2 separate regions of the Homo sapiens genome follow, and region 1 is linked to region 2. A link is an interaction called in ENCODE POLR2A ChIA-PET data of the cell type or tissue named here. Cell type or tissue: A673. All regions are shown on one strand. Links, peaks and the distances in the headings refer to the core of each region. The heading gives the core; the rest is flanking DNA.

What was found. ChIA-PET counts read pairs that join two places held together with the same protein. Peaks named below come from ENCODE experiments on the same cell type or tissue, not always from the same donor. Only the 100,000 strongest peaks of a DNase experiment are listed, where the experiment ranks them.
Region 1: POLR2A ChIA-PET joins it to region 2 with 14 read pairs; 2 of 35 experiments call an interaction of 5 or more read pairs at or near these places.

The regions. Positions count from the first base shown.
Region 1 is chr19:33,382,262-33,387,557 of GRCh38, forward strand. It overlaps CEBPG (CCAAT enhancer binding protein gamma), which reads left to right. Exons shown (of 2, transcript NM_001806.4): 2 at 1-425. It overlaps PEPD (peptidase D), which reads right to left. Exons shown (of 15, transcript NM_000285.4): 15 at 4,689-5,220. The coding sequence ends at 5,083. Among named protein-coding and RNA genes, the nearest start is that of CEBPG, 11 kb to the left of the region's middle. In A673, for the core only: no CTCF peak of the experiment used is centred there; no DNase peak of the experiment used is centred there.
Region 2 is chr19:33,793,091-33,798,455 of GRCh38, forward strand. It overlaps KCTD15 (potassium channel tetramerization domain containing 15), which reads left to right and starts at 3,780. Exons shown (of 7, transcript NM_001129994.2): 1 at 3,780-3,897. RefSeq lists an enhancer at 1,204-1,713 and a silencer at 2,359-2,478. In A673, for the core only: CTCF peaks have their summits at 2,332 (motif pointing right) and 2,536; DNase peaks (open chromatin) are centred at 2,431, 3,011 and 3,381; H3K4me3 peaks cover 3,024 bases; H3K27ac peaks cover 2,074 bases; H3K27me3 peaks cover 1,211 bases.

The sequences.
Region 1 (5,296 bases), core at 1-5,000, 410 kb before region 2:
GATCACTAAGTAGTAAGATTTTAATCAAACACGACCAGGTCCGAAATGCAGGTCATGAGTGTGAAATTCTCAAATTTACATAAAAAGTAGAAGTATAGACAGTTTAACATTTGGTATTAAAGGAGAGGAAATTGTAGCAGCTTTTCACGTTTCCCAGTCCCCATTAGAGGGCTTGAGACCTTGTACCTGAACAACCCATTTTGCACTCAGTGCTTTCTGATGCCTTAGGAGAATTGTTTTGTTTCACAAAAGCTGGGAAGGAAGAAGTCCATTCTGCAGCTGTTAGATCTGCCTCTCAGGAAAAAGTACTAACTTGTTCTTTTTGTTCCTGGCTTTCATCAGTTTGTGAGATTTCTCTATTTTTTTTAAATATAATTTTATTTCTTTCAACAAATATAAAATAAAAAACAACTTTGGAACAATGACTTGTCTTTCATCGTGGCTTTCTTTATATTAGATACCAAAAAGCAGTCCAGATGTTAAACAGCTGGGAAGCCCAGGCAGGTGCCTTGCTGTCTTTCCTGTTCCCACACTGGACGGCTGGGGGTAGGGGTGGGGAAAGTGGGGAGACAGGCAGAGGTATTTGTGTCCAAGTCTAGATCTCCCCGTTTGCCCTTAGTGGATAGGAAAATAGTTTTCTCTGAACATGGGATACATCTTTAGTTATATTTTTAGTCACTTGGTCTAAACTAAAAATTATACCAGAATAGGGAAAGGAATAACTGAATAAATGGGTTCCCGCTTAATCACCTAGTGTCTCAGAACATGGTTTCCATTTAGAGAGGGAAGAAATTCTTATGTTTCGAGATAGATAGTCAAGAATTTAAAGTAAGGCCTTTCCCCATCTGGAGTTTTGTAGTACATGTGGACACTGTCCTCATTTACGTCATAGAGTGTCTGTAGAGATGAATTTGCTGATTTCATAAACTGTTGAGTCCAGGGAGCTGATGTGAATTGAATATTTCAAGGGAATGCCATTTAAATGCTTTTCTTCTCTGATGCCTCAATTATTTTCATGTCTTGGGAAATAAATCTCTGCTTGCTGCATCTTAATGAAAAGTGGAGGTCAGGAATTATTTCTATGGGAAGTGTGGCCCGTTTCACTTTTTTGAATTAGTTGTGATTTAGAATCCAATAACGTGTCTTGGGGAATTTTACCGAGTGATGACATCTTTGTGAGGGGGGCCGGTCTTTTTCTGACAAAAGCACTTTTAGACCAGCTCATCCACTGCCTGTGCCTAGCCAGAGAGTTCATAAGCGTTTTACAGTTTTACATACATTCAGAGAACACCATTGCCTAGGTATTCTTTTACTGCAGTATCCCACTCCTCACAGAGCTCTAGGCCTGAAAGCTGTATAGAGGCATCTAGAGAAATGGGGGTTATAGAATTGGACTTGGAAAAGGAATAGGATTGTCAGTGAAACAGTCACGCGTTACACTTTTTGCAGCCCAAACGCCACCTCTTGTCCCTCCCTGTAAAGAAGCTGTTAAAACCAGATGCGCTTCCACATCGCCACCTTTCACTTCCACCTTCTAAATGGAGCTCCGGTACCTGTCTGCTTCACCCACCCCGACCCCCATGCAGAGCCATCCTCTTCGCTTGCCTGGACTTGGTGACTGGCTCCTCGTTGGTGTTCCTGGATGGCAGCGTCACTGCCTGCTCTCCAGAACCATCTGTTGCTCCCCATTGCACCCGGGGTGAGACTCAGTCTCCTTGTGTCGTGGCGTTTCCCCTCATCAACTTAATTTCCCTCCATCCTCCTGTGTCACTCTACTTCGGCTCTAGGGCTTTTCCAAGCTCTTTTCTGCCCTTCCTGGGACAGCTCCTTCTGTCTGGAATGAAGCATCTCCTCTGGCTTTTCACTAACAAGTTCCCTCTCTGTCTCAGCCCCCTGGCTGTCTACGCTAAGCCTATCCTGTTGCTTGCTTCATGGCACTTTGCAGTGTTTGAGACAATATATTTGTTCATGCTGGTTTGAGGTGAAGGCCTCGCAGCAGACTAGAGGCTCTGGAAGGAGGGGTCATGTTTGTATCCTGCACTGGCAGAGTAGATGCTCAATTATGTATTGAATGAATACCTAGACACTGAGTTTCAGAAGGGTTGTAGCACACTATACAGCTTTCTGGCGGGGTCTCTAATGGATTTCTGAAGCTACATGAATTTCTGCAGAGGTTAGAAGAGACAGAGTTAGGTACAAACATGGGGGTAGCGGAGGTAGCTACTGGGGCCCTCTAGACCTGTGCTTCCAAAGAATGCCCTTTGAGACAGGTGGAGACTCACGCCTGTAATCCTAGCACTTTGGGAGGCCAAGGCAGGAGGATTGCTTGAGGCCGGGAGTTCCAAGACCAACTTGGCCAACATAGCAAACTCCTGTCTCTATTTATTAAAAAAAAAATTTTTTTTTTAAAGAGCACCCTTTGACCTACTGGCTCAGGAAAAACGTGACCTCTCTGTTCCTAGTGACCCTCTGAAAAGTGTTTAGATAGAAATAAGAGATTTCTCCTTGCTCCTTTTTGTTCACTTCTTGATAATCAGAGATGTTTATGTGGAACGGGCAGCTTTGGTATGGAATGTCTGAAAGGAAGGAGAAAGATGTATGGTGCACTCAGCTCTGTTTCTCAATTAACAGAACTAAACTGTCCATTTTGAGCTTCATCCTGACTTTGAGTGGTTTTATCCTGAAAGTGGTGGAAATTAAAGCCCTGTACACCAGACTGTGTCTGTCACAGGGGAACAGGGGTGGAGAAGTGCTTGGTGAACTCTTCAACTTTCCTTACACTCAGAAGATACTTTTTTTTTTTTTTTTTTTTTTTTTTTAAGAGACAGGGTCTTGCTCTGTTGCCCAGGCTGGAGCGCAGTGGTGCGATCATAGTTCACTGCAGCCTTGAACTGGGCTCAAGCGATTCTCCCACCTTAGCCTCCAGGGTAGGTGGGACTATAGGCGTGTGCCACCACGCCCAGCTAGTTTTTTATTTTTACTTTTTTTAAGAGACGGGATCTCCCTATGTTGGCCCAGGCTGGTCTTGAACTCCCAGCCTCAGACGATCCTTCAGCCTTGGCCTCCCAAGGCATGAGCCACTGCGCCTGGCTAAAAAGACATAATTGCTACTGCTCAATGTCACAGATGGATAGCTTAGGGAATGTATCTGTACCAGCAGAAAACCTTAAAGAATGGATGTTATAAATCTAAGAAGCAGATAAGATAAATGGTGATTTGGAACTGAAATTGGCTTTTATTTTAATGTGACCACTTTATAAGCACTTCTGTGTTATTACCATAGGAAGAAATCAGTTTGTATTAAACTCTTTGGTGACTTTTTTTTTTTTAAAAAGGCAGTCTTGCTTTGTTGCCCAGGGTGGAGTGCAGTAGCATGATCTTGGCTCACCGCAACCTCTGCCTCCTGGGTTCAAGAGATTCTCCTGCCTCAGCCTCCGGAGTAGCTCGGATTACAGGTGTGTGCCACTACGCCCAGCTAATTTTGGCATTTTTAATAGAGATGAAGTTTTGCCATGTTGGCCAGGCAGGTCTCAAACTCCTGACCTCAAGTGATCAAAGTGCTGGAATTACAGGCGTGAGCCACTGTGCTGGCCTTTGGTGACTTCTGAAAACGTCTCTTAAGCTACAGTTTTCCACCCCCTCATCCTCATGGTTTCATCTGTGGCATCCTTCTCACTTGTCATCTTTCACCTTGGCTTGGGAACTCTTGGATGGGAGCTCTGTGAGAAGGCAAACCTGGAATGGTGTACAGAATTCTAGAAACCAGCTCCAGGGGTGGGCTGTTCTGCGGGACCCTGGGAGAACTGGACAAGCAGAGGCAAGGACAGATACTTCACCAGGCATGGCTGGGCCCTGGCTGGCTTCCTGCCTGGTAGAATTTGTTCAAGGACTACACTTAGGGAGGACAAGCGGTCTCTGCAAATTGGCTGTGGCGCTGCCTTCGTTGGCAGTGTCTCCGACAGATGCTGGCTTTGGCTAGTGTGTCCCACATGAAAAAGAAATCAAGGACAAGAGATCCCTGCAAGTCTCAGGTTTTAAATATCTGCAGCTCAAGCGCTACATGATTCTACCACCTTCAGAAATCTAGTTTGGAGGCAGTGACCGTATCAGAAAGACTTGTGTTAAATCAGTCCGCCCTTTAACTTGCGCAAAGGCATGGCGCGGGGTGACTTGGCCAGTCTGACCTGAGTGCCTAGGATCTTCCTGCAGCGTTGCTTGCCCCACCTCAAACCTCGGGCTGCGCTGGTACTGACAAGCTAAAACCACCTTGCCTAGGAGTACTTCTCACACTTGTCTGTCAGGAGCATCTGGCGGGCGCTTGTGAAATACACAATTCCTGGGCCATTGCCCCTAGACGTTGGGTCAGATGGTCTGTGGGGGTCCCAGGAATCTCTTACCAAATGCCCCAGTGGTTCTGATGCCTGTTAGGCTTGGGAAACCTTGCAGCAAGTGACAGGGTGACACCAGAGCCCCGAGTCCCAGGGGCTCAAAGCAGGCTCCTCGGGGAGGACTCTGCCCTTGTCCCGCCAGGCCAGTCTGAGGCAGAAGCAGCCGTTAGAGGGCCTGTGCTGCCAGCACCATCTTCCTGGAACTGACTTGATACTGACACCAGGTGAGCCATCTTTTCAGGGTGCACGGGGTCCCAAATGCTCATCTGCAAAGGAATAAAGGGGAAGCCACGCACAAAGGACCATTTTAGGAAACCTTTTATTGCAAATGCCATTCTGCATATTGATTTTTGACAGAAAGTATCAGAAATGCTTCTTTCCTGGGAAAAGGAATATAAATGACAGCAAGACACATTTTAGTTGCTACTAAAGAACAGCATTATTTTCAATCATTTTAAGTCGCTCATTTAATAAGCAAGGTATAAAACAGATTAAAGGTGGGAGCCTGCAAAAGGGTAATTAAAAAAGTGTTTCCTCCCCGGGAAACAGCACTGTTTGGTCTGATCAAATGCCGAAGCTGGGATCTGATTCTGGGTGCCGTCTCTCGCTACTGGAGTGCTGACCAGCAGGCTGCCCATCACGAAAAGAGGTTGCAAGGCCAGGCCCCCAGGTGCGCTGGGATTTCTGGCTGGCTCTACTTGGGGCCAGAGAAGGGGGTAAAGGCCTTGTCACAGCCTGCCATGCATGCTTCAATCTCTTCCACAGTGCGGGGCACGCAGGTCAGCAGCTCTATGCCGCTGTCAGTCACCACGACGTCCTCCTCGATGCGGACCTGGGTCAAGCCGACAGACACACATTATCATAGAGCAGCCTCATGTGCCAGGCTAGAGGGCCGGGCCCATTCCAGG
Region 2 (5,365 bases), core at 279-5,278:
AGTCTCCAGATTCTCTGGGGTCCTAACTAGGAGGGAAGATTGGGGGGATTCCCAGGGTAGAGGCGGAGGCCAGGTGGGTGTGACCGTGAGCTCTGGTCCAGGCTGGCTTATTCCTAGCCTGTACAGGAGCCATCTCTGGAGCCTGAGGTGAGCACAGATCTAAGAAGGACTGACCAGCACCCCAGGAAGCCTGGGGGTGGGGGAAGAGACAACCCGGTGCTAAAACCCCAGTCCTCCCTCCCGGAGACAGCAGCAGGCAGGTCTCTCAGTCTGTTCATCTGCTTGTCTGATTATAGCCTTGCTGAGAAGGTTGGGTTCAGCAGAGTCTGTGATCTCATTTTGGGTTCATTTTCCCTTCCTTATTAAGATCCTAATTTTTAAACATAGCCTGCAAACAGCAATAGCAACAAAGAACAACATCACATTGGAAGCCACCTTGAAACATCTGGAAACCTGAGGTCTTGCCATGGGTTTTACATCCTGCAAATGCCCCGCTGTGTGAGAGCACAGGTTTGAATCTGCTTTTTAAACTATGAACTGTAATGACTTAAGTGCCAGTCAACTCTTAATGATAGAGCAAGTTCTGATTGGACTCACGTCCGATGTCATCTCTTGAACCACAGTAATGAAACAGGATGTACTCCACGAGATGTTTCAATATGTTCTCAGTCCAAATTCTACATCTTTCAATTAAAAAATGCATCACCATTGCATTATATACCACAGATCATTAAATACCTATCACTGTCCATATCCAAGTCTCCCAGTGGAAGAGATGGCTGACATTTAGCTAGGAACTTTTAAAACACTTGAGAATAAATTATGACCCAAACTTACTGTTCTTAATGACACGTATAAAGTTCAGCTCTTAAATAAAAGGATTCAGGAATACAGAAACAAAGTCCCCAGCCGTACTAAGGAAATAAAAGTCGTCCAGTTCTTGTTTCCACTAAATTGTACATTTTTATTATAATTGGTATAAAGTGAAACTCTTAAAAAAACACGTAGGAATTTAAAATAAAGTAGAATATCCTATTTTCAGGGTCACCAGTACCATGGTGAGATTTGTCTCTTAAACAATGACACTTAGTAGCTCTGTAGTTCCATGAATACTTTTGAAGTGTCATATTAAAACCAATCTCATGGCCTTGAGGCAAAGAGAAGCAATTAGTCTTGGAGTTGTGAATAAATAAAAATCCATTTATACACCCGTCCTTGACATGTACCTTGCAAATCTTAGAAACTTCATCTAGTGGGAAAATAAATGTTAAATCATGAATACCCATACTAATCACATTGCCATGTGGCTTCCTAAAACAGTTTCGCTTATACCAATCTTTCAAGTATTAATTTATATGTATATATTCACCCAGATTGAACACGAAACAAAGGCGTTACCGCAGCCACCTAGGATGAGGGACAAAAGAGGTGTGAGGGGCGCTGGGGGCCACAGGAGCCATGACAAGCGGATTTTCAGTGAGTCCCTCATCCTCCAACACAAGCCTGCTCCACCTTCCCTCATTCCACCCTCCACAAAGGCCTGGGGCGGGGGAGGACGTTTCTGTCCATGAAGTTGGGGGCACCCACACACACAACCTCGTCCGATTGTGATTCTAGCCAGCATTTAAGGGTGGATACAGGAGATCAAAGTATTTGAATACTTGCTTCACTTTCTATTTGTGTCTGGTCCCTCAATGCTGAGTGGGATGTGCATTGATGGAGGGCTTTGCTGTTCCTATGTCGTGCTTGGGACAGTCGGCCACAAAGCTGGGCTGACCTCTCGGGCCGGGCCGGGCCTGGCCAGCGTGCCGAACGCGCAGAGAGCGCGCTGCTGAGCCGAAGCTGGGAGCTGGAAGCCCGGAGGTACCGGGGCGTAGGGAGCAGAGTGGGCAGCCCTTGGGCCTCGCGGGAGCCCCTCCCAACCCCTGCACAGATCCCTGACCTACTTCCAGGGCTTCTTTCTGTTCCAGGAGCAGCTCAAAATCCATAAATTAAGGAAATTAACTGATGGGGCCTGCGGCATCTTTGTAAGCTATTTAAATCTATAAATTTACAACATCTTCTGCATATATCAAATAATTGAACTAACTGCAGGGATGTAACTTTAATGAGAAAATTTCCCCCTTTTTCCTGTAGTTCGAACTCGAAAATAAATAAATAAATAAAACCTTCCCTTAGGAGGAAAGTTTCGGCTGATTCCCGCGTAAAGAAGTTACGGAAGCGCTGTCTGGACGCTCTCTCCACGCGCGCGAGGTCCTCTAGTAGAGGGAGAAAGCCCCCCCCACTTCACCTTCCTCCCACTGGCACCCCGAGTCCCCCTCACCCCAGCTCCAGGCCGACCCCGAGCGCCCCCCACCCCGGGAGTGCGGCCGCTAGGGGGCGTCCAGGCCCGGCCGGAGCCGGCGGTCGGGACCCAGGCGCCGTTCCGGCCCGTGCGCACCCGCCCCGCGGTCCCAGCCGGTCTCCGGCCCGGGCGTCCCTGGAGCCAGGCGGGGGCGCAGTGCCGGCCAGTCGCGCGCTCCGTTTCCTAGGAGCCGGGAAATGGTCGCCGAGGAGGAGGAGGAGGCACGGGCGGGGCGCAAAGGAAACAGGAGGAAGAGGAAGGGGAGGAGGAGTGGGAGTGGGAGAAAAGGAGGAAGGGGCGGCCGAAGCGGAGACTGGGGAGGGGCGTCCGGGGCGCGGACCTCGGCCGCGGGGAGTCTTGGCTGCCGCCGTCTCCATCGCGCCGCGCGCGTAAAGGAAATGGCGCGTCTAGCCGCGAGCGGTCGGCCCGGTGCCCCAGCGCGTCCCTCCCCCGCGGCGGCCGACCGCGTGTCCGCAGACGTCACGGGAGAGGGGCAGCGGGGCAGAGACCCTGGGAGGGCGGCCAGGGAGCGGGGGAGGGGCGGCCTGGCCCCCGGCTCCGCTCCAGCCCCGACCGACTGGCAGCCCAGTTTCTTCCCAAGTCCCGCCCCCAGCCCCGGGCGCCGCGGCGGCGGCTGCTCTCCTCTTTGTAACCGAGGAGTCAAGAAATGTGAGAAACGTGCCCTGTGTTACTTATTTGGGAGCCGAAAATTTATGCCCAGCTGAAAGCGCCCGGGGAAATATTACATCAGATGAAATGACAATGATTAAAATCAGCCTCTCCCCCGCCCCCTCCCCGAGCCCGGAGGAGGCCCGGGCGCCGCGTGGCCGGCCGGCGGGGGGCGGGGGGCTGGGCCGCGGAGGGCGCTGGGGCCTGGGCGCACCGCTCCCGGGAGGGTCCTGGCCGCGGCCCCGGCGGGAAGGCGCGGGCTTCGGGAGAGGCGGGTGGGGATCGCCCGGCGAAAGGAGGGGAAACGGCGCGTTTTTGTCGCCAGGCGCGGGCGCGCGGAGCTAATTGCGACTCTAATCCTCTGCCCCGCGGCGCAGCCGAGCCCCGAGCCAGGAGTCGCCGCGCGCGCCCGTTCGCGCTGGGTAATTTGGGGCCGGATCGCTGCCCTTTACGTCCGGGCTGGGCCGCGGCGAGGCGCTGGCTAGGGGCTGGAGTGGGGGGCTGGTTTTCTCTCCAGCAATCGAGGGAGGCCGCCGGAGAGAGAGGAGGGAGGAGAGGAGGTGGGAGCGGCGGGAGGGCAGCCGGAGAGCGGCGCGAGGAGGAGGCGGCGGCGGCGGAGGCGGCGGCCGCGAAGAGGGGAGGAGGCGAGGGGAGGGTGGGGAGGGGAGGCCCCGGCGCGCCGCGCCGCGAGGGGCCGCGTGAAGCGGGGGCCGGGGCGGGAGGGGTGGGTGGGGGGAGGGTTGGGGGCGAGAGAGAAAGTAACTCCAGGACGAGACCGGAGCGACCCGCGCAGCGAGCATAGGCGGCGAAGCTGCGCCCGGCGCCCGAGACCGGCAGCTGCGTGGGGCGGGGGCTGCGCCCGAGCCCGATCTGCCGGCTCCGAGGTAAGCTCAGCGCGGGCGGCCACCGCTCAGAGCCGCGCAACCCTGCCCCGAAGTGGCTGCGATACCGAGAAAGTCGCCCGGCCAGGGTCTGGACCTGGGCGGGGGCGGCCGCTTTGTCCCTCTGCTGGGCGGCGGGGGCTGGCGGCGCGGGGGTGCCCAGCACAAAGGCCTGGTGCAAGAGTGGGGTTGCCCACGTGGGCTGGTCCTGGCCGCGGGTGGACCCTCCCCACGCGGGCGGTCTCGGAGCTTCCTGCCGCGCGGTGTGTGTGTGTGTGTGTGTGTGTGTGTGTGTGTGTGCGCGCGCGCGCGCGCGCGCTTGTGGAGGTCCCCGCACTCTGGCCCCTGTTCTGGGCCGAGCGCCCTGCAGAGCTGGCGAGTTTCCGGGGTCAGAAACGGGCTCACGCAACTGGGGCTTCGGGATGCACAAGTCCCGGCTTGGCGCCCAAAATCAGAGAAAGTCTCCAGTGGGACAGATGTGCGTCCTCTGACGCCCACCCCACGAGTCCGAAACCTGGCAGGAGGGGCTGTCGCGCTGGTGGTGGTCCCGGGCGCGCAGGGTTTGGGGCTGGGAGAGGGGCCGCGATGGGAGGGATCGCCGCCTGCAGATCCGGTTCCCCGCTGCCCGCCCGCACCCCCTGACCTGGACGCGCGCACCCGGCACACACTCGCAAACACACCCGGGGGCGGACCCCCGCCTCTGCAGCGCCTTTCTGTCTTCCGGCGGCCCCCACCCGCGACTGCAGAAAGATAAGCTTCAAGTTTTCGCTCCGTATCTCAAATGTGCATGAAGGAATTTAACTGCACGAGTGAATAACAGCATTAGTTTCAATTAATTTTTTTTTAATCCCGGCAACAATAAACTTTGAGAACAAAAGCGCTTTTACGTCCTTAATTAGGCGAGCTTCCCATCTGTGGTCTCCAAGTGTCTGCCTCTTGATTTAACTTTGTCCCCGCCCCGCCTCCGCGGCAACCCCTCCCAGCCCAGCCCCGCGCTTCGGGTGCCGCGGCCACCCCGCCCCGCGGCGCCTCCAGCCTTGGCCCAAGCCCTCTCCCGTCGCCCCTAAGTTCACACCGGCCGGCTGGCTCCGCGGCGGAGGCGGGAGGGGGGGGGTGGGGAGGCTGGCGCGCACCAGGTGGCCCGCCTGCCTCTCCGGGGCCACCCCTGGGACAATTGTGCAGGCCCCCAGGACTTTCGCCCCGGGCCAGCGCCCTGAGTGCGGAGCCGAGGGGAGCTCGAGAGGCGCCTTCTGTTTACCTTTTATGGTTAAAATAACAGCTTAGCAAAGAAGCGACTTCAGAAGAAGCGATTTAGTGAAATCGTCTCAAGCTGCCGCAGCTCAGCCAGTTTAATCACCCCCAGAGAGCCGAACAACTGCGAGCGCAATGGGACACAAAATCATTTTGTGTGTAAATGAGCGTGGCATTCTGCTCACTTCTCTCTGCTCGGGCGGGCGGGGCTCGGCGGCGG